3 separate regions of the Mus musculus genome follow, and all the other regions are linked to region 1. Evidence: chromatin loops called from intact Hi-C (ENCODE). Cell type or tissue: left cerebral cortex. All regions are shown on one strand.

What was found. Hi-C counts contacts between places; a loop is a spot of excess contacts. Peaks named below come from ENCODE experiments on the same cell type or tissue, not always from the same donor. Only the 100,000 strongest peaks of a DNase experiment are listed, where the experiment ranks them.
Region 2: it touches region 1 in a loop (3-fold over the local background); 4 of 42 quality-filtered maps call a loop at or near these places.
Region 3: it touches region 1 in a loop (5-fold over the local background); 3 of 42 quality-filtered maps call a loop at or near these places.

What each region holds. Positions count from the first base shown.
Region 1 is chr6:139,573,811-139,581,810 of GRCm38, reverse strand. No RefSeq gene overlaps it. Among named protein-coding and RNA genes, the nearest start is that of 4930404I20Rik, 20 kb to the right of the region's middle. In left cerebral cortex, CTCF peaks have their summits at 4,120 (motif pointing right) and 5,316; a DNase peak (open chromatin) is centred at 4,215.
Region 2 is chr6:138,160,846-138,168,845 of GRCm38, reverse strand. It overlaps Gm30213 (a long non-coding RNA gene), which reads right to left and starts at 2,291. Exons shown (of 5, transcript XR_869528.3): 1 at 1,993-2,291. In left cerebral cortex, a CTCF peak has its summit at 4,707 (motif pointing right); a DNase peak (open chromatin) is centred at 4,717.
Region 3 is chr6:137,751,889-137,759,888 of GRCm38, reverse strand. It overlaps Strap (serine/threonine kinase receptor associated protein), which reads right to left. Exons shown (of 10, transcript NM_011499.3): 10 at 7,959-8,000. Dera (deoxyribose-phosphate aldolase (putative)) reads right to left here and starts at 5,312. Exons shown (of 9, transcript NM_172733.1): 1 at 5,251-5,312. The coding sequence starts at 5,281. In left cerebral cortex, a CTCF peak has its summit at 3,396 (motif pointing left); DNase peaks (open chromatin) are centred at 3,360 and 5,357; H3K4me3 peaks cover 1,012 bases.

The sequences.
Region 1 (8,000 bases):
ATCTTGTAAGAGCTGTCCAAGGAAGTGACCAGAAGCTGTGGAGGGGAAAAAATAAAAACTATAACTTTCAGTTTATGTGTGTGATGGATGTGCAAGAATGCAGGGGTTTGTGTGTGTGCTCATCTGTATGTGTGTGCATAGAACCCAGAGGTCAACATTCAAGCTCTCGCTCTACTGAGATATCCTCTCTGTCCGTAATTCTTTAGCTATGGCAGTACAGGATTATAGAGATTTATATTAATTCACAACCCTCTACTGTATCTGGAGCTCACTAGTTTAACTAGACTGTGCAGTGAGCCCCTGAGATCCTCCTGTCTTTGGTACCTTAGTGTCAGAGTTCCTACAGGTATTGGATGGCAATCCTGGCTTTTATGTGGGTACTGGGGTCCCAACTCATGTCCTGTCCTCATACTTAATAGGGCAAGCACCTAACCCACTGAATCATTTTAGAGATTGAAAAAGATGCATGTTTACTAACTAACTCCCTTATGAAGTTACCCTAATAATAGGGTTAGAGAAAAATAAATAGATAAATAAATAAATAAATTGCCATAGATGCCAACAAATAGAAACTATAGTTTAATTTTTGAATATACATGCAAAATTTTTGTATGCAGCATTTTTGTAAGAACTCAAACATCAATCTTAACCAAGTTTACTTTAATCTTACAATGTTCTCATTATTGAAATTCATTAATCATGTTAACATATTTCAACCAAATAGGGAAACCTTGTGATGATCTCAGTTCACGTAGAAGCTACGCGCATTACATGACTGTGAGTTTGCATGTGTGTAAGGGTGTAGCACTACCTTGGGCACGTGCATGAACAGGGAGGGCGGGGCTTGATATTTAGGTGTCTTCTCTGTCTGTACCAGGCTGTAAGCAGGTTCTCTCACTTGGCCAGGACTTCACTATGTGAGCTAGGCTGGCTAAGCAAAGAGTTCAAGACCTGTTTCTACCTTCCCAGTGCTGGGATTACACGTATGTCCCATGACATGCAGCATTTCTTTGTGAGTTCTCGAGGACTGAGCTCAGTTCTCAGGCTTGCATATTACTGAATATGCCCTAAACAATGGTAACTTTTAAGATTAAAATTGGAAAATAAGTAAAGATGAAAAGTAATCAGGGTGGGGGTGTGACTTAAAATTATCTAATGAGATGTCCGTTGAAATAAATTACATAATCCTTAGGTAAAATACATTTTCCTTAATTCTTAAAGATGTCTGTGTACTATATGTCTGACTGGCACTCGAAGAGGAGAAAAGAGGGTGTCATCGCCTTTGAAACAGGAGTTACAGTCGTGAGCTGCCATGTGGGTGCTGGAATCAAACCTAGGTCCTATGGAAGAACAGCCAGTGCTTTTAACTACTGAGCCATCTTAAGAGTTGTATTTTCATGAGAAATTATATAAAGTTATTCTATTGTTACATTGGAAACACTAAAAACCATATCACGAGAATAATAAAAAATAATTACATTACATTCTAATTTGTCGGTATGGTAGTTTAACAGGAAAAGTCAAATATCTGAGCAAACTGTTAAAGCGTTTATGATTATAAACTAAATTTAAAAAGTAACTATGTTCGAATATTTGTAATTAATAATTTAAAAATGATGGTATGCAAATAGCTTTAACTATGACTGATACAGGAATGATAGTTATTATCTATACACATATGCATGTGTGCTTGCTTGCATGTGCATAGGAACTGTTGGTGCAACTATTCAGGTGTGAAAGTGAACCTCACGCCGTCATGTATCATCGCCTATATTTACACAAATGGGTGAATTCTTATTGCTTCTTCTTGCCCTATATGAAGAACTATCTTTATGATTTTTGGAATGTCTTTTCAGGAAAATGCCCTAGGAAATTATTACAGGGAGTACATTACAAACGCAATGCTTAAAAAAATGTAATTTGACTCTGTTGGCAAGTGTGTCGTGAACCATAAAAGCCACCAAAAGGAATTTTTTTCAATACATGGAAATACAAGTGATTGAAATGAAAACTTATAGAAGATGAGCGGAATGTCTGAACAAGAAGTGGAAGACAGAGGATCCGGTGCTTTTTCATTGTAATGGTGTTCCCGAACTCATGATCCATGGTACCAAAAAGCCAGGCCATGCTGTAACAGAGAGAGCAGAGCCACCTAACAACATCATGTACATTCTTGATCTGTGTGGATAGGCGAACACTCTTCCTGTGCCTGCAGTGTAAACTGTCGTTCTTGTAACAGACTTATCCCAGTAAGCACTGCCAATTGCTCAAGTTGTACCAGTGTTGACTTTAACGAGGCACCTCAGCAATTTGCTCTAAGATGTTTGAACGAACATCTTGAAAGACCAATGACAGTCAATCACATTGGTAAGTTATGTTATATTTGGCAATTATATTATTATTCTGTAATAATTACTAATTATAAGTGACTCTAGGAAAATAAGGGCTAAAATAGTGTAGTTTCTTTGGACAATGTGTACCAGACAGCCTATTACAGATATGGGAGCTAGACTTTTACCCATTTCTTATCGATTTACCTATTTGTTTTGAGTACATGTGGTATGTGCTTGTATAATATGTGTGTATGTATGTGTTGTATATCTTTGCACATGTGTGCTTGCCTCTGTGCATGTGTGGAGTCGAGTCCAGAAGTCGGTTTTATGAGTTGTCCTTTGTCAGTCTCCACTGTATTTTCTTGAGATAAGATCTAATCACTGAAGCACGCTATGAATGAATGTAGACTGGTTGGCCAGCAGGACCCTGGACTGTCTGTCTCTGTGTATTCTCAATTGCTGGAAATTAAACAAACAAACAAACAAACAAACAAACAAAAATGCCACCGTGCTCAGCATGACACGGATGCTAGAGCTCTGACCTGTGACTCTTGGGCTCCATACAGGCATCACTTGACGCACGGAGCTACTTGCCCAACCCAGGATTAGAAGTTTATTTATCAAAGTCAAAACTGTAGTGAAAAAAAGTACACATATTTCTGTTATATAACTGTGTAACTCATGGTTTAATGAGTTTAATAGTTTTTGAACTTACTGAATTATAGATTCACATCAGTCATGCATGGACAGACATAGGACTTATATCAGCTCCTTTTCTCCTTAGTGGGACAAAATGCACAACAAAAAGAATTTAAGGCAGCCAAGGTTCTTGGGACTCCCAGTTTGAGGTTACAGTTCATCCCTGGAGACTCGGGTGTCGTAGGGGAACTTTGTCAGTTTTCTTACTGTTGCCATTTTAAGGATGATTGCTTTGGTGGATGCCCTTATTCCCTCACTAAAGAGCCTTCTGAGATCTTTTTCCATACAGCTTCTCTCTGAAAGAAATTCTGATGTGTTTTATTTTTTAACTGCCCGTAATAATTGTTCTTTGTATAGCACTGAAAGGAAGCTATTTTCTGCTTATTTTGATCTCTCCTTTAAGAGGTCAAACACAGGAGATCACTGTGGTGTGTGATGTAGGAGTCAGAAATCATTGGATGCGAATGACCTTTGTCTTGTAATTAATTCATAGCGTGAAACAAAAAGTCACTTTGATATGACAACAAATAATTGCATGAAATGATCACCACAATACTCAAGGATTAAGGAAGTTTCAATGATATAGAGAGATCATATAATATATCTTATATCTTTTTCTAATTTTAACCTGTTGGTGTTTTATCATGTCAGTTTGGAGTTGTTAACGGTAATTATGACTTTGGTTGCCCTCGTTTCAATTTCTTTTCAATAATTCATGATGATAGTTTATGTTGACTTCAGTAATGTTAATATTTATTCATGGTAACTTCTGAAGACGATGCTTGGGTACTGAAAGGAAAGAAATGGTGCAATCATAATTTTTAATTTTATAATCACATTCTTTTATCCTTTCCTTATTTAATTTTAAGCACATGTATATTAACAATGCATCTATATTCACGAATTGTCTGAAATATTCAGAAGTGTGTATTTGTCATTATGAATGTAATTTTGGCTTTGAGCACCAAATTTTACATAAGAGACATGTTAGGTCAAAAAGTTAATTTAGTTTTGGAAACTTTCATTTCCGTTCCTCATTGACACAGCCTCAATTTTCCCAGATCCATTTTAGCCTTTCAAGTTCCTACGAAATTCCTCTAGAGGGCACTATTACCATAAGCAATACAAATTAGCTCCAGGAGGATGAGGCTGTGAAAGACATCCGATCTTTCAATTTATTCACCTCGCTTCAAATCTTCTAGTGAATTCTGGTGATCTTCTGGACGACAACTATCCCTCTCCTTAGGAAAAAAACGAAACAACAAAATAAAAAGACCCCTTCTGAGGGTGCTGAAGTCATCTCAGATCGGCTACCTTGCGTAGTAACCAGTTCCTTATAGGATTTAGGTGAGGCAGAGAATTGTAATGGTGAGGGAATCCGCTGAAATCATTGCGTAAATAAAGAAAACCAGGTCCCCAGCTTCTCTGGAAAAGGGTGGTCTCATGGGTTTCAATTCCTTGAACTTGAAATCCTTTTCAGTTGTAGTTTGCACGAGAGATAAAAGGTATTTGGCGATTGCGTAATGATCAGAACTTAACTGCCACGTCACACACTGCAGAGCGGGCTCCTTCCAGGTCGCAGAGAATGTTTGAGATGCATTGTCTTCCATTTTAACGTCATCTAAAAACAGAGACTGTGATTTCTGATATTTACAAACTATCTGAGTGGGAAAGAGGAGGAAGGAATAACCAGAGACAACAACAACACACAGCAAGTATCTCAGTGACTCTGAAAACACATTCTTCACCTCGCGCCCGCCGTGTCCACTCGTGCCCAGTTCTCAGCTACTGGCAGATATGATCAATTTCGTCATTGACTTTTCTACCTAAAACAAATTATGGTCTACCCACAATGTTATAGGAAGTAGATGGTTTCCCTCAGAGGGAAGAACCTTTTCCGTTTTCCCAGGAGCTCACGCAGTTGTGTTAATGACTACCTCACTGTTGGCAGGGACCCAAAGTGGTCATAGATAAGGGACTCAGAGTGGCTGTATTTTACATGTTAGAGATTCTGAGCTTCGAGAACCTTCCTGCACAGTGAATCATGCTGGGAGTTGTCTCCAAACCCTTTGCTGACATTCAGCATTTAACTAAACAAAAATCCACATTTGCTTTAAAAGAAAGATATTGCAACAAAATTTCCAGGCCTGAGTATCCTCCTGTAAAAGAATACAGTGAGCATTGGACTGAACTTGTGAAATTACTGCTTAGGGAAGTTAAAAAGCAAAGTATTTTATACCTTGGACAGTAAATGCTCACCAAAGACTCTCGTGTTATACATCAGTTTGCCGATTGGTGGCGCTGTTTGGAAACCTGGTGTAAACTCTAGGAGGCAGAGCCGCAGGGAAGGAAGTTGGGTCAACCTGAACATACCTGTGAAGGCATTGCATGGGAGCCTGCCATTCTCTTCTCTCTTCCCATCCAGGGAACGGAGCTGCAGTGCCCTAAAGTTCTCTTCTGTGGAATGCTGGACTCCATATCCCCAAAGCTACATGACCAAACAGCCAGGTGCTAGGACCTACGAATCTGTGGCCCAAACCAACCTTTTCTTTTGCCATAATTTCATTTTCTCAAGTATTTTGTTCCAGCTGAATAGCCTAGCAGAGTTCAGAATTCCTTCCCTACATGCACTTAAATTGATGTGTCTGAAGCTCTCTGTCGAGTGGGCAATTAAACGGCAGCTCTCTCTTCCCTGAGCAAATAATTGGAGGGTTCAGTGCGTTCCTAGTCAGACGACCAGTGGTACTCTTCAGGCAAATAACAAAAATTACTGCAGGTTTTCTATGAAACCACAAAACAACCCTGAATAGCTGAAGTGGCCTTGAGCCCAAAGAATAAAGAGAGACATTTCATGCATACTTTTGAAATGTGCTATAAAGCTGTAGCAATCAAAATGGCATGGTTCTGGCATGGAGATGTATGCAGACCTGTGATAGAGGGTAGAGAGTTTAGAGGCAAGGCAACACACCAACAGCCAGCCGATAGTTCACTGAAGTGCAAGGAAAATGTGTTGGAGGGGGGATCATCCTGCCAGCTGGTGGTACTGGCAAAAGTGTGTTAACTGTCCAAAGAATTCCTCAGTCATAACAGTTAAAATTCTAACGGATGAAAGACTTAAACACAAGATTTCAAAGAAGGAAAACATGGACATTTTCTTAACCTTGAAACTGGAAAGAAATATTTAGGCAAGACACACCCCTCTCAAGCACAGAAATCCAAAAGAAATACACATTATTACTAACTAAATCCAACTAAAACCTGTCCCTATAGCAAAGGAAACAATAATCAAAAGACAGAGATAAACCACAAAGCATGGGAAATACACACACACACACACACACACACACACACACACACACACACACACATACACATATAAAAGCACATATATGAAAAGGTATTAATTTCAGGGCATTTTGGAAACGGTTGGGGAGATGGCCCAGAGGACAAAGCGCTTACTGTACAAACAGAGGAACCTGAGTTCAGATCCCCCAAAGCCAGGTAAAGCAGGAGGTTATACTTAGGGATTCTGGAGCAGTAACCTCAGAGCTTCAGTGCGGAGGCAGGAGAATCACCCCTGGAAACTTCCATGAGAGGGAATGCTAGTGTTGAGTATTCACTTAGAGACAGGACACCGTGTCCCAATCATGGTGGAAGGTGTGAACTGACCCCTGAGATTTTTCTACAACCTTCATGCACATGCTGTGGCATTTGTGAACCTACATCCACACATCACCACACACACACACACATGTGTCATATATGCATATGCAAACACGCATGAATCATGATAAGGTAAAATAGAAAAAGTAAAAAAAAAAAAGAAAAAAACCATCGCAAACAATGAAAAATGGTTTAAAAAATCACGATAAATCCAAAGAAGAGGTGCATGACCAGCAGGGATGTGAAAAAGTGCCTCCCATTACTACTTGTCAGGGAGATGCAGATAAACCCCAGCAAGGCATCAGTCCTCCTCCTTAGAGTCCCTATGACTAAAGATAATAGATGCAGATACAGGCAGAAGGTGTGGAGAAAACAAATGATTACACTGTTGCTGGGAAATCAATGAACCAGGCCCTGATAGAAAGCAGCGTGGAGATTCCTCAACCAATGGAAAGGGTAAAATCAGCACATGCTGGTAAATTTCACTGTTCACTTATGTTCAGAGCAAAGGAAATCAGTGTGTGCAAAGACGCACATTCCCATGTTTTACATGCCCATCCATAATTCTCCAAAGTGTCCATCAAGGAACAAGCAGATGAAAAGGACTTGATGTGTAGACAGTGGAATGCAGTTTAATCACAAATACTGAACTCATGTCTTATCCTTTACCACAACCTCAATGGAACTGGAGACCACTCTCTTCAAGAACCATGCAGGGCATAGAGGCCAGTAATTCCTCAAAGTCCTTGTGAAATCTAAATGGTGAACTGTCTTAGACAGGGTTTTACTGCTGTGAGCAGACACCATGACCAAAGCAAGTCTTATAAAAGACAGCATTTAATCGGGGCTGGCTTACAGGTTCAGAGGTTCAGTCCATTATCATCAAGGCAATATCATGACAGCATCTAGGCAGGCATGGTGTAGAAGGAGCTGAGAGTTCTACATCTTCATCTGAAGGCTGCTAGTGGAAGATTGACTAGGGGTGAGGGAGGGTCTTAAGCCCACGCCCACAGTGACACACCTACTCCAACAAGGCTACACCTCCAAATAGTGCCACTTCCCGTACCAAGCACATACAAGCCATCACGTGACCTCATAGAAATGCAAGTGCACCGTGTCTGGATGGGGGTAAGCGGAGGGGAAAGGATGTGGAGGAAGAAGCTGTAGGAGGCGCTGTACTAAGGAGTGACTAGGAATGGACTCCAGAAACATTCTATTTCCAACAGAATGATACTGAAGGCTTTGGCTATAAAGAAATATATTTGTCATTTTCCTTGCCTTTTGGGGACTAAATATTTGATATGA
Region 2 (8,000 bases), 1.4 Mb after region 1:
CATGGCGCTGGCCAAATATGTGGTAGAGGAGGGTCTCGTTGGTCGTCAGTGGGAGGAGAGGTCCTTGGGCCTGAGGTATTTCTATCCCCCTGTGTAGGGGAATGTCAGGATGGGAGGATGGGAGAGGGAGAGTGGGGGAGAGCACCCTCACAGAGGCAGGGGGAGGAGGGATGGGGTAGGAGCATCCCGAAGAGGAGACCTGGAAAGGGGAAAACATTTGAAATGTAAATAAAGAAAATATCCAATCAATAAGAAGCAAACGGAGGAGGAGGAGGAGCAGGAGGAAGAAGAGGAGGAGACTTTTCTCCCTGTGCAGATCACTCAGGGTCAGCAAGGAAGAACCCATGCACATCCTCACTGCCTTAACGCTCAGACTCGGTTCTAGGGTGCTCATACCTTAAATGAGCTCTAAGCATTCCAGGGAACCTTGTAAAGTTAGACCTCCTGCAGCTTAGGATATAGGTCAGTTGTGCTATGGAGGTGCTCAGCTGGAAGCACTGGGGTAAACTGTCAAGACCACATTAACCAGTTGTGGTGCTGGCCTATACTCAGTTGGTGGAGGCAGGAGGATTATGAGTTCAAGGTCAGCATTGGCTGTAGCCACAGTATAAGTTCACCCTGAGTTACTTGAGACATTGCCTAACAAACAAAATCAGGTGCTAGAGAGATGGCTTAGCTTTCTGCATGCTGGGTAACAAGCCAAACATCTTTCTTGTGTCTATGACCCCAGTTTTGAAAGGGGTAGAAACAGGAGGATTGTTAGTGCTTGCTGTCCGCAGCCTCATAGAGTGTAGGAAGAGAAAGAGATTGAGAGAGAGAGAGAGAGAGAGAGAGAGAGAGAGAGAGAGAGAGAGAGAGAAACCCTGCCTCAAAGGCACAGACAGAGAGTGACAGAGGAAACTTGGTTCCTTCTTGTGCACAGGCATGCACACCTCTCCTACACTTACATAAAATACTGAAGTAATTAATATCAAATTTTCAATACCAGTTCATGAATTTTCATAGTTTTGTTTTGGAATTAGAATTCAAAGAATATTCATACTTTGTCTCATTTTTTTCCTCTAGAGGATTTTTTCTGTACACCCCTCTCTCTCCCTGTCTTCTCTCCACAATCTTTCCTTGAAGACTTGAACTCCTTTCCTGGGCAGTTTTTCTCGGTCTGATCTTCTTTGACTTCATGGCACTTTGCCCCACTTGGATCTCCTATAAATCTCACATTCAAAATTAGAGACTTCAGCAGACAACCACCAGTCTGGTGCCCGAGAACCAGGCAGGGAGCAAGTCAGATATGACCTCTGCCCTGCGCCATCTGGCAGGGGCGGGGCACAGCACTCCTGAGATGACCTCAGACATCCACAAGTCCCACGGGACACTAAAATGAACAAGTAAGGGGTGGAGAGATAAAAGAGAAAGAGAATCAGAAGGGTGTGTGCACAATGAAGAGAGAAAGAACAGGAAAATGGAGGTTGGTGAGGAACAGCTGGATGTGAGTAGCTGATGTTGTCACCTGGGAGCATGGCGAGGTCCTTGCCCATGCTGCTACACAGGAACATGTCTAGATGGCCCTGCAGCAGCATGTTACCACCAAGATCCAGGCAGACATCCCTGGTCTGGGGTACCACCATGTTGATGTTTGAGAGCTGTGCAGAACTGGCACCACCCCTAGACTGGGCATCATGGGAGATCTGGTGCCAAAGGTGTGCAAGCAGGAGAGCCATCTGCTCCTCCCCAGGTGCAGTTCTGAGGAAAGCAGGCTGCACCTAGCCTAGCACACACAGCCGAGCTGGCCCTGGTTGTAGGGGTTGAAGATGAGCCAGTCTGAGAGTGTGAGCGTGCATGGGAGAGGTAGCCCTGTACTCATCTGCTGTGTGGATACAGAGGGAAGGTGAGGGAGAGAATCATGCCACTCCTCTTGCCACTACCCACCTGCAGCAGTCAAGAAAGCTGACCACAGGGGATCTGGAGAGCAGGAGAGCTGTCCCTTCTCCTCACCTTTTGCAGCACTCAGAGTGGGACCTGCACTTGTGCAGCATAGTAGAGCTGGTCCTGATGTCAGGGGATGGAGGCAGGGTGGGGCAGGTGAGAGAGCTGTTCATGAGAGCAGGAGATCTGGTCCAAACCCTGGACTGCTGCAGCACTCCGGAGAGCAGACCCTACCTTACTTGAGCAGCTCTGCTCTGGTAGGCACAGATCCAAAGTTGCAGGACCTCCATGACCTAGGGAAACAACAAGATGTCTGAGAGGTCCCAGTGAGGGTCTGCTATTGATAGAGTAGCAGAACCTAGAGGTCTCAAACCAGATCAGTGACTTGTCCCAATGAACATTTGCAAGCAGAGAAGTGGGTGAAATGGTATACTGTGGGACACACTGATATACTACAGCTTCCACAATGATTTTTTTTCTTTTTTGGGGGGGTGGGGGTAGGGAGGTTACAAAGAGACAGGGAAATGAGTGGGATTGGGAAGCACGATGTGAAATTCACATAGAATCAATAAAAAGTTAAATAAAACAATTAGAGACTTCGGGAGAGTTTTCCTGGCCTTTTATCCACATAGTTTTATGGATGATATTGTGTGAGTCTCTCCGGAATAAATAACTTCTGGCTGTCTTATGTTAACAGCCATTGATAATCTTTGCTTAAATCCATTACCTCATTAGGTGTTGAAAAGATAAATTATTTCTTCAATTATTAGCTGCTTTGCTTCTAAAAAGAAACATTTCCCTCTCAACAGCTATTGGTCAAGTTGGGGTGTAGTTTATATAGGAAAAGTAGGATAGATTCTTGGAGGGTTTTCAAAAAAGTTAAGATCTCCAACAGTCTTCAAAAAAGTCTGTGTATCTTTTTAGATGTCTAGATACATAGCTATATATGTATATGTGTGTAATTGTAGGTATGTGCATATATAGTGTATATATGTGTTTCTACATACATATATAACATGCATGTATAACACATATTATATAGATAACCATATATATAATGTTTTAAGGTCTTCGTCATATGACAGTTTATTGGCATGGAGCCTATATATTTTATGTTCCTCAGATTTCTGTTCTGAAAATATTTTAAAGAGTTGCAGTTCTTTGCTGCAGTAAATGGCACCCCAATAAATATTATTTGCAATCATTTTCATATTTTTTTCCTAGCTCTTTCTAGGAGGTAAATACACTACCACCACACACACACAGCACACACCACTACCACTCTCACACACTCACACACACACACAACACAGACACAAAGACACACAGACAGACATACTACACACACACACACTCACACACACATAATGCACATGACTACCACTTAGACACACACACTATCTCACACATACACATACCACAGACACACAGCACACACCACTACCACTCTCACACACTCACACACACACACTCACACACACACACACATGCACACACACACACAAGCACATCAGTTCAGACTAATGTCAAACTTAGGAATTTTGATTCCTTTTATTTTACCTATTCAAGTCCACTTCTATAACCCATTTATGCCCTGCCTCAAATTCTGATTTTAGTAACTCTAGTTTAATTACTTTTTTCTTTTAGTCTACATTACATATTCTAGTCTCAAAATGATTTTGCCTCAACTGTTGTTGATATTCTTCCTATTATGTTGTTGTTTTCCAAATGAAACGTGTTATTTTAAAGTCACCTGGGACAGGTTCTTGATGGTCATTATGTCACCAGCAGTGCTCTCAATGAAGTCTTCTTTCTTTAACTTTCCTGGTTGTATATGAAAGGCTATCTGTATTGTAGTTAATTACTATGTAACACTATTTAATTACTATGTAACTTCAGAAAGTCATAGCTCCCAAAGGGGACATTAAGAACTCACTTTGTTTCTCGTCCCTAATGTAAGCATGCACACACACATGCATCAGGATCATCTTGTATCCTTAATAATAACTTCATTGTAGAGATACTAGCATAGACAAAGTCTTCTCCTTGTTATGGTCTCATAATAATACAATGTGCACGTCCTCAGATTTCTGTCCTGAGAATATTTTAAAGAGTTGCAGTGCTTTGCTTCAGTAAATGGCACCCTAATAAATATTATTTGCAATCATTTTCATAGTTTTTCCAGTATTTCATTCTGGGATAAGTCCCTAAAAGCAGCAATCATGTCATTTTTTTTTCTACTTAGAACTCCATCTCAGACTCTGATCCGAATTCTAGCTGTAATGGTTACTGACTTTGTTTTGAGTAGAGGAATCTGGGGTGGGTTGTTGAATTAATGGATTCAGAACCTGTTTCTGTGGCAGAGCTGTGAGAAGACCTGAGGCCCCAAATGGAATCACATATCACGTTTCCTTTAAAAAGCAGTAAGATAAACTCATCAAAGAAACTAGGCCCAGGTTTTCTGACGTCATCACAATGACTGCATTGAACGTGACAGGCATAAGACCATCATTATGGGCCAGTCTTAAATTAGTTGTAGATAGTGTAAGCTCTTTCTGAGCACCTGCTTGGTGTCATTTCGTCCTAGTGTGCTCTGTTCTGTTGACATTAAGACCTGCCATAGGATGTGATCGAACGTTAGTACTTTAAACTATCATTTATGAAAAAGGTGTGATTTGATTGCTTTCCATGGGAGGTGTCATGATTTCTACATATTTACTATGAGCAAAAGGACGGCATTAACTGAAACTTCAGCTTCCATCAGAGGAACCGCATCCTGGCATGAAAACTCAACCACCAGGGGGAGCAAACCAAAGTTCAGACACTGGTGAGAAACCCATGGCCATGAAGAAAGTAAATGGTGTCTCATTGCTTATGTGTGTGTGCTTGTGTGTGCTTGTGTGTGCTTGTGTGCATGTGTGCTTGTGTGCGTGTGTGAGTGTGTGTGTGTGTGTGAGTGTGTGCGTGCGTGTGTGTGTGTGTGTGTGTGTGTGTGTGTGTGTACACGCACACACTACAGGACAACCTTGGATCCCATTCCCAAGGAAGCAATGGTTTTATTTGTTGGCCCAATGCTTGTCAAGTAGGCTAGGCTGGCTGACTACTGAGTCCCAGGGATCTGCCTGTTTCCACCTCCCCAGTGCTTGGACTACAAGTGTGCACCACCATACCCAGATTTGTTGAAATGTGTGTTGTAAGGGATAACATTTATGCAAACACTTTGAACCATCTCATCTCCCCTGCCTGGAATCTCTCTCTCTCTTTTTAAAAAAATTAGACAAATGCTTAGGCATCATGACATAGTCTAACATCTTTCCACACTACATAATGTATGATATAGAACAGAAACAAATAATTTGAGTTAAAATAGAGGAAAATGTATATATAAATAACGTGTTTATTTTTAGTAGCACAGAAAATCATACAGTCAAATTTTGGTGGCAAGCGGCTTTAAAAACTGAGTTATCTCACTGGCCCTGAAGATCCATTTTTAGTACAGTATACATTTAGCACTCATCAAAGTACTACAGATAAACAGGAATCCCTAGGCCTCTGTCGTTCCTAGCTAGTAGCTGGTAGCTTCTTGCCTGAGTGCTTTCATTTCATTATAGCTGAAAATTTAGAGGCACTTTGTTATGTGACTGAGGCCACATACCAGGAACAAGGGGAGATCTCAAGTGCAGTTGGATGAGAAATTTGGAACGGAGACTATGGTAGTCAAGCAAGAGAGACTGTAACTCCCTGAAGAACACAATGTGGCAGAAAGAGAGCAGAATTCCTCAAGAACAGGAACTATGAAAATCACATTTCCCCCTAAATTATCACAATAGCGATTCTTTCCTTTACCCTAGATACATGCCCCACTTTGCAAGGTCATAAAATAAATGGCTTCAAGTTCTATACTTGAAGTCACTCTTATTTTGGGGGTGCAGGGTCTTTTCTATTACTGTAATTGCTTTGATTAAATCTTAGGGCAAGTTAGTAGGTGCCAAATAACTAGAAAACTCACTATCCTATTAGTGTCTTAAGGGAATTGTGAGGGTCATAGGTCGACATGTGTTGTAAAAAGCCCAAATAAACATTTCAGACTTTACGAGTCAAGAGACAGAAAACAGTGTGTCACAAAAGCAGTGTGTCACAAATGGACCCAGAAAACAAAAGGACTAATGGCTACAATGGCACGGTGTGCTTCTAAGTGTAACGATAATAATGCTGCCCCCCCTTCCTTTCTTCTCTCCTTGCATTCTTTCTTTCTCTTTTATTTTATCAAGACTCTGTCTCACTCATTTTATACGCCTGGCTACCTTGAAACTCACTGTGTAGATGAAGCTGCCCTGGAAGTAGTTAATCTGCCTCCTTCTCCTCCTCCTCATCTTCTTCCTCCTCCTCCTCCTCCTCCTCCTCTTCTTTCTTCTCCTTCTCCTTCTTCTTCTTCCTCCTCTTCCTCTTTTTCCTCTTCCTTTTCTCTTCTTCCTCCTCCTTCTACGCTCATTCTTCCCTCTCTTCTCTTCTTCCTCTCTCTCTCTCTCTCTCTCTCTCTCTCTCTCTCTCTCTCTCTCATTCTCAATTTATATCTACTGATAATAAAATGGAAACTTTAATTCTATGGATATAACTCTGCCTAATCTTGGTTCATTGTTAATGCCCTCAGACACTAAACTGCTTACAAATGTTCATTAGTGAAATACCTTTTTACCATGTGGTCTCTACCAAAGCATGCCAGGGCAGATTTAACCAACAGAATATCATGAATTGGTTTCCTCCAGAGGACCCCATTACAGTTTGATTTCAGTTATTTCAATGGTCTCTTTTGACTTCTTTACAAATGTATCTAATTCCATCTCTTCAGTGATGTACACAAGACATACATCACATGGGAGATTATTAGTAGTTTCATGAAGAATTAAGCATTTCCTTCTATTATGTGTCTTGAGATTTTGGCCTAGAGGACTCTAATTCTCAGGATCATGATTTTAGGAACCCAGAATGAATAGAGCAAGTAATTTACTTCTGGCCATTCTGGCTGTCCCATCCCAACACTACTACCTATCAGTGATTGGCCTAGTCAAGTGATAGTATACTCCCATTTGAAGAAAAACAATAAGAGTAAATCTTAAAATGGGGAGAACTCAATATTTATTTAATGTTTGGGAGTGTTCATGTTGTTTTAGTGACATGACATTAGTGACTCAGAGAAAATTAATTTAAGCATTATTATTATTATTCTAAGACATGAAACCCACAAAATGCTCTTTAGCTCACCAATTGTCTTTGACCCTGTTAATGAGGTTATGGGCTTTCTACCATAATTACTCCCGCATGTTGGTGCTCACAGTCTGTCACTAGAAATGAGTAGAACACCTGCCTCCAGAACAAATAGTGTTTTCAGTCGTAGATTCTTTCAATCATCTACTTCACTGTCTTCATTTTAAATGTGAAATACTGAAAAGAGATTGAGGGAGCCTCATCTGGCATTAAGGTTGGTTGGTGAGGAAGACATCATTAGAATAAATTCTTGGATCCAACCTCTAAATACGATGTTACAAAGGACAAGGTATCCAGGAAAAGGTGCTCTCCCATTAGCTATTATGCTTGTAGATTGAATAACACAGAAATTTAATGTAGCATTTGTTTTCATGGTTAATATAAGTCATGAACTACCATTTCAGCAAACACCAACATGGTCAGTCACATTTAGGTGAGTAACGTTCTCTGATCTACAATAACTATACCAATAGTAAAGAGCATTAAATTTTATGAAGTGCTTGGTTTGGGAGCAGGGTGTAGATTATAATTTCAAGAGAACAGACGGGGGCACAGTTTGGGGACCAACTTGGTTATAGAGGCGATAAGGCTATCCAAATATTTGTTCTTATCCCATCTGTCTTCCTAAGGCGACATGCTGCAAATGAGAGGGAGAAGGCCAAATTCATATGCTCACATTTTTCAAGCTTAGTTGTAACCATTGTTATCACATTGAGCCTACCATGGGTTACAGCTAATCTGACAAAATGACGACTGACACATTAGAGCAAAGGCTGCTTTCAGAGCATGAAGTTTTAAATTTAGATAGTGCT
Region 3 (8,000 bases), 1.8 Mb after region 1:
CTTACAATCCAGCTAGGCTCACTGGCCCCTCCCTCCCTTGCTATGGGCTCGCCCTAGGCTCTGCCTCCTGCTCTCTCCTGAGCTCCAGCTTCCAGCTCTTGCCCCATCTCCTCTCTTCTCTCGCGTTTCCCCAGCCCTGGCCATGTCCAGTCGGCTTTCTTCTCTCTCTGCTCTAGACTCTTCAAAATAAGACCCTTCCCTTTATTAATGGAGCAGTCAAGGTGGGGGGGTTCCTTACTCTGGCCCCTCAAATACAACTTTGTTCCTTCCTTTGTGGTGGTTTTGCTTAATTCAGTTGAGACAATGTCTCTTAACTATCCCAGGCTGGCCTCAAAATTGTTAGCCCTCTGGCCTCCACCCCTTAGTACTGATATCCAATCACAGCACTGGGACAGCAAGCTCAGCCAACACCTGAGTGACCTTTATTGTCCTAGATATTCTGGCTGAGAGGCCTGTGCTCTTAGAGTTCGGAACAGGTCAGCTAACCCTGGGATCAGTACCCTGGTGCCACAGTACAAGAGGTATTCCACACAGGACTCTGCACATCTCGGTGCCTATAAAGACTTCTTTTGTAAAATGCACTTTGGCTCCTTTTGCCTTTCTTCCTTGGACAACCGTCCTAAACCACCAGAGAAAAGAGGAAAGGAGGTGAACAAGATGGGCATCTGAGCCACTACATTTGGCCAGGGCAGCCTCAAGACCAAAGTAGGGCATGGAAGCCCAAATAGGTAAGGAGGGCAGCCATGCATACAGCCGCCCAGAGTCCACACAGGAGGGGAGAAGGGAGCTTCCCAGGCTCCTAGTCTCACACAAGCTCTTACAAACACAAAAATAAGAGACGATGACCTCGGGGAGCCAGAACCCCTGTTATCACAACTCACTTAACGAGCAGTCTAAGCCAGGCTTCCTATAATCCTAGCCCTTGAGAGGTGGAGGCAGGAGGATTAAGATTCAAGGTCACACTCACCTAAAAATGTTCTAAGCCAAACTATAATATGTCAGATCATTTCAGGGACTGGAGCAACAGCTTAGTGGTTAAGAGCACTGGTTGCTCTTCCAGAGGACCTGAGTTTGAGTCCCAGTACCCAGATGTCAGTTCACAACTGCATGTAACACCAGTCCCAGGGGAGACAAGGGCACCCAGGCACCCATGTGGTACATAAACGTACATGCAGACAAAACACCCATACACAAAAAAATAAATAAAATTAAAATTAAATTAATATTAAAAATTTTTAAAAATACCATCTCAGAAATACACACACACACACACACACACACACACACACACACACATATATATATATATATATATATATATATATATATATAACTTCATAAGTGCACAAAGGTAAAAGATGAATGGATATTCCATTTATAATCTTTTTTAAAAGGACTTTGAATTGGGCTGGTGGAGATGGCTCAGTGGTTAAAAGCACTGCCTGCCCTTGCAGAGGACCCAAGTTCTACTCCCAGCACCAAGAGCTCACAATGGTCTGAAGCGCCAGCTCCAGGAGAGGTGATAACTTCTTTCAGCTTCCAAGGATACCAGAATGTACATGGCATACAGACATATATGCAGGTAAACCACCCATATGCATAAAGCCCAAAACCAGCCACCTCAGAACACGATGAAGTTAGACCACAGCAAATGGGGGAAAGACACACTCACCACCTTTGTAAAATAAAAGCCAAGGGAATGTCATGCCCAGGGTGCCTGCTAGCAGGGTTTGGTTTCTCAACACCCTTCTTGCAGAAAGAGTGGACTTTGAGCTGCTTTGGCTTCATCCTTGTGTTCCTTTGTGCTACACCAAGATTATTCTTTGTTTTGAACACCCTCAACCATAGCTATATATGTACCACTTGTTACTAACAGTGTCTGTTAAACTGTCCCTGTTTCTTCACAATTAAGATCTGCTTGAAACTTTTCCCTTAACAGAAACAGTCTGACATGAAGTAAGACATTGGGAAAATGCTCCCCAGTACAAAATCCCCACTTTCCAGATACCTCTGACGAGGCACAAATTTGAAATGAAGTTGTTGCGCTGGCTCGCTTTATGCCAACTCGACATTAGCTAGAGTCATCCGAGAAGGGGGAACTGCAACTGGAGGAAAAATGCCTACACAAAGATCAGGACGGAGTCAGGCCTGAAGGGCATTTTCTTAATCAGTGACTGATGAGGGAGGTCCCAGCCTACCGTGGGTGGTGCCATCCCTGGGCTGGTGGTCCTGGGTTCTATAAGAAAGCAAGCTGAGCAAGCCAGAAGGCAGCATCCTCTCATGGCTCCTGACCCCTGCCCTAGTTAAGTGTCTGCTCAAGGCTTGCTTCAAAGACGAACAGGGAGGGAAATAAGCCCTTTCTCCCCCAACTTGTTTTTGCTCATAGTCTTTCCTCAGTTATAGAAATCCCAAGACAAAACCACCACCATAACTGTGAGATGCCTTTAAAAACAGATGTCAAGCCGGGCGTGGCGCCGCATGCCTTTTATCCCAGCACTTGGGAGGCAGAGGCAGGCGGATTTCTGAGTTTGAGGCCAGCCTGGTCTACAAAGTGAGTTCCAGGACAGCCAGGGCTACACAGAGAAACCCTGTCTCGAAAAACCAAAAAATAAATAAATAAATAAATACATAAAATAAAAACATAAAACCAGATGTCATCAAATGGCCTTTGACTGACATTCAAACCCAGAAAGGCAGGGCACTCATGGCTCCTGTCTACACACAGCTGCATGGACAGATTCGCCAAACAGTAAGTAAAGATGTATTCCACTGGTCCACATGTAAGGGCCTAGGTTACTTGGGGAACTGAAGAAAAAAAAACATGTTTATGGACATTTTAAGGAAAGGTCTAGAACATGTTGGTTGACAGACCCTGGAGGGATTAACAAACAACCAGCATGGTGGTTTCCTGAGTGTGCTCCAGAACCACCCAGACCCAGACGGTTGGACATCCACGTTCTGCTATTACAATCAGAGCATCCCTGTCTGGAAAGCCTCTTTTACACATCCCCTGCTGGGAGAAACTTTCCTTGCAGAGTTCTCATCCTAAAAATCAAGTTCAGGGCCAGCCAGATGGCTCAGTGGGCAAAGACAATTACTGCCACACTTAGACATCCTGAATTTGAATCTTGGCTGTCAAAAGGTAGAAGGTGAGATAACTGTGAAAGCTGCCCTCTGATCTCCAGAGGTGTGCATGCGCGTATTCCCACCCCCAGCACTAACACACACACACACACAAAGTAGACAAATACATTTGATTTTTAAAAGCTGTCTTAAAGGCTGATGAGATAGATGTCTCAGCAGTCAAGAGCTCTTCCAGAGGCCCTGAGTTCAACTCCCACATGGCAGCCATAGACCATCTGAAATCCAATCCCAGGGGATTGGATGCCCTCTTCTGGCCTCAACAGGCATTGCACGTGTAATGGTAAACAGACCGTGTACAGGCAAAATCTCACACATAAAATAAAAATAAAATGAAAAAAATTGTAAATAACAATGACTAATGAATTCTACAATCTCCCTGGTGATAACTGCATTTTCCTAAAAATTTTTTAATACAAATGTGTTTAAATAACGCTAATTTCTTTTTAAAAAGTAGTACTCATTAAAAACATTAAGATGTCTTTAATCAGCAAAAAACCACAAAACTCATCAATTAAAGCAATGTTGAAATTAATACAGAACAATTTTTTTCATAGTACATATATAATTCACGTGATTTACTTTAGCAGATTAGATTACAGCTGTGTCACGCCTAAGGATTAATACCACAGCACACAAAAACTCTTGCAATCTATGTGATTATAACAAGAACAGTAAGGAAAATATAATCTATACATGGAGGTGTGAGTGCACATTAACTATTACTCTAAATAGCAGCTGTTAATGTCTACACTGTTACTTTGCAACACGGGAAAGGTAGTGTTTTGATGGCTTTTTAAGAAAGCTCTTTCTATATAGTCCAGGCTAACCTGACACACAACTGATGCTGGGGTTACAGGTGTGTGCAATAGCACCCAGCCCAGGACTTACACTTTAAGAAAGTAAAAATGGCCGGACAGTGGTGGCGTACGCCTTTAATCCCAGCACTTGGGAGGCAGAGGCAGGTGGATTTCTGAGTTCCAGGCCAGCCTGGTCTATAGAGTGAGTTCCAGGACAGTGTAGAGCTACACAGAGAAACCTAGGGGCTGGGGGCGGGGGGGGGGGGGGGGAGTAAAATTGGCTTAATTGCATCTCCTGAAAGGAAAATTTGAAACTTTAAAAGAGCTGTTGGGGGGGGGGGGGAATTATGTTACATCCTCGACCTTGTACAAAGATGCAGACTAGCTTCATCTTCAGCCCTTAGTCCATCTTCCAGGGTCACTGCTAAAGTTTACACTGCAGGGATAAAGTGTAAGGCTCTGTTGGAGAGAGGGACTAAAGTGCCATTAACCTGGTACAGAGACTACCTGTCAAGCATGCAATTCTAAACACTTCTAAAGTCTAGACTGGCAAGTCCCTTCTGAAAAGAGTAACCCTGTGTATCACTCACAGCCACTCAAAATCAGTCCCTATGAAAAGAACTTAGTGCGCTCATTATCGTTGCTTATTCAACACTAAGTGCAGAGAAATATACCAGCGGCTCCAAGTATCCCCTCCTCACACTATCCAAACCACCTTCAGACAGAAGTAGCTTCCTAATAAATAACTACTTTACAGATGCCGGTATATAAGCACAGAGTGAGTAATTTACCCAAAATCACACACCTAAGAGGGTCCAGGATACAAAGCAAACAATCTATTATGCAAAGTTAAGTCATTGACATTTGGCTCAGTCACGTTTTTGCTACGTTTGAATTACAGACTTTTAATTTTTTTTCCCAGAAATATCTGAACTAGTATCAATAAGGTGAAAAATAGTTTTAAAAAGAACATTTTGTCTAAGCATTTAAAATCATTTTTAGCAGACGGCGATGACCACCAGCACAGCCAACTTTGGGAATGGCTACGTGAGTCCGGCAGTAAATGAATGGCACACAAGTACCCGGCAGGCTTTTCACTCGGGTTGGTTTACTGCGACCACAGAGCTACATAGTGCAAAGATCTAATTAACCCTTCCTTGCTTCCGCTTAAAGGGTTAAGACTGCATAGAGCCTGGCGACAGGGCTGTCCCCGAGTTCTGCCTCAGTTCAGGTCTCCGCCCTCCGGGGATCGCCCTGGGCACCCCCACCCCCAACCTGGCGAAGGGGAGCGCAACCCGCTGGCCCTTACCGAGCTCTGTGCCCCGGCAGTGAGCAGCCATTGTGGCCACCGCTGAAAGCCAACCCTTGCTCCAGGTCGCCACACGGGCCTGGCCTTCCTCCTTCCTGTCAAGTCCCCGCCCAGAGCCACGCCCCTTTTGCAACGCCCTACCAAAGCCACGCCTCTTCGGTCCTGTACCACTTAAACTTTTCTCCAGCTCCTGGGCTTGGAGCCCAGCCAGGTCATCACCCTACCTGTTCCCTGTCTTTCCAGGTCAGGCCTGTGACTTGAGCATTCCCCAGCTCCAGAAGTCTCCCAGACCATTTTTAAATGCTTACATGGCCAATTGAACTAGACAGAATCAGACTTAGGAACTTTAGCTGTAGGATCATGTGAGTGGCAGGACTGGATTCTTTCTTGCATGAGCGGAGCAATGTAGTCTTGGACCCGAATTGTGGGTAGTGTTCCAGAGCCCTCAGGGGACAGCCAAGGTAGTCTAGGAGCTAGAACGCGCTGTAATTTCTAGTCTGGACTCAGTGAAAGAGCAGCTAGGACATAAGCTTAGGAAGACTCGGTTTCTTATTTTTGTTTTTTTTTTTTTTAAGATTTATTTTATGTATATGAGTACACTGTAGCTGTCTTCAGACACACCAAAAGAGGGCATTAGATCGCCATTACAGATGGTTGTGAGCCACCATGTGGTTGCTGAGAATTGAACGTAGGATTTCTGGAAGAGCAGTCAGTGCTCTTACCGCTGAGCATCTCTCCAGCCCTTTCGTTTTGTTTTTAAGACAGTTTGCTTTGTAATCACGGTTGGACAAGAGGTTGCTGTGTTGAATCTCCTGCCCCAGACCCCAGATCCCCATTGCTGGGATTACAGGCAGATGCTACATTCAATAAAAGGTCCAGCTTCTTTCATTTAGAAAATATAGTATTTTCATTTTTGTGTCTACACACATATGTGTGCATAGCACATGTGTTCAGGTATGTGCAAAGGCCAGGCCAGGCCACTCTGGACCAAGAGTTAGTCAGGAGCTGGGAACCATACTTAAGTGTTAAGAAGCGCAAGCACTCTCAACTGCTCAGTTCCCTCTTCAGGCCTGAAAAGAATTTTTTTAACTTAGTTCTGTGAATAATTGAGTATGTAACCTAGGACACACTACTGGCCTTAGTTCTGTGAATAATTGAGCATGTAACCTAGGACACACTACTGGCCTTTGTGAACTTCATTTTCCTTATCTGTAAGAAAGGATCGCGACAATTTCTTTGCTTTCTAAAGTTGAGATTCAGTGATGATTTTTCTCAGCCTGGTTTCTCTGAATTACTCCAGGTTCACAGTCTAGGGGGTGAGCCACTGTATCTGTACTCACATGGACCATCTCTGCTGAGCTACAAGTTTGTCTGAACTACAAGTTTCTCTAGTGAATCAATTGCTCTAGTTCTTTCATCTCAGGAAAGTCCTGCCAGAGATGTACATATACCCAGAGACTCAAATTTTGAGAATTAAGCAGCAATCTGGTAAACAGGTCTCTAATGAGCTCAAACTATTTGTAATTCAATTCTTAGTGACTAGAAGGTTCTAGGACATAAGTCTACTTACTGCAAAACTGGGTGATCAAAATAGGTTTGTATGCAAAGTTGTAGTTTGTAAATACCTGAGGCCATGATAAATGTAAGTTATTAATGTGGTGTCAGATACACAATTACTCTGCTAGATAGAAACCTGCTTATTTCCCTACTGAGCTGCCATCTAGTCTGGTCCACACACAGCTACTTCTAAATATTTTGGATGTATGTCTAGGCCATATTCATAATGCCACTGTTATTTTCACTTAACCTTGCAAAACTTGGAGCAAGCACTAAAAACCTGGAGCTTATCTGAAACCATCTAGATCACCAAGAACGCCAACATCACGCATAGCCAAAATATTCATGTCTCAATGGAGAAACCTATAGAATTAACCTAGTCACAATGACCAAGCAATCCTACCTAATATGTAGCTATCTCGTGTGGCCTGGCCATGTTCATTAAGTGCACACATATGCACTACCATGTCTGACTTTACACGTGGCTGCTGGGAAAGCAAACTCGGATGCTGGAACATGCACAGCACACCCTTCACTGACTAGGCTGACTCGCCAGTCCCCACTTTACTTGGAAGTTTCAGCCCCACTGAAAGTTTCAGCAGGCTATGAGAAAATTGGCACACTGTCAAAGAATTATCTACCAGCACCCACAAGTGTCCCAACCTCCTGGTTCATATTCTAAAGCCTTTCCTACAGTGTAGATTGCAAGGCTGAGAACCAGGCAAAGGCGGGAGGTGGGAGACAGCAACATCCAAGAACCATGGGCAGCACAAGGAAGGATTAACAGAAGGGAGCTTCCAGGAAAAGCACACAGCCACGTGTAGGAATCAAACACACACGTGGGGTCATCCATGCCTTTTCATGTGAGCACCTGAATTTAAGGTAGCGTCAGTCACTAAGGAAGCTGAGAACAGGTTTAGCTGAGGAAAGGCTTCTAGCATGAGGGCAGAGGTTTCTCCTGGTGACTCAGAACAGAATAGCTTGGCCAGCACCTGGACTTTGCTCAAGTGAGCCTTGTTTCAGCCTCAGGACACTGCGATCTGTTACCAAGCATGCTGGTTCAGGCTACAAACGTGCTGCAGCAATAGGAAAGCAATGGCACAAAATAAGAAATGCCCTTAATTTATCAACTTCAGGAATCCAAGCGACTTCCATTACAAAAGATGCACTCAATTTTATTTAGGGTCAGACTC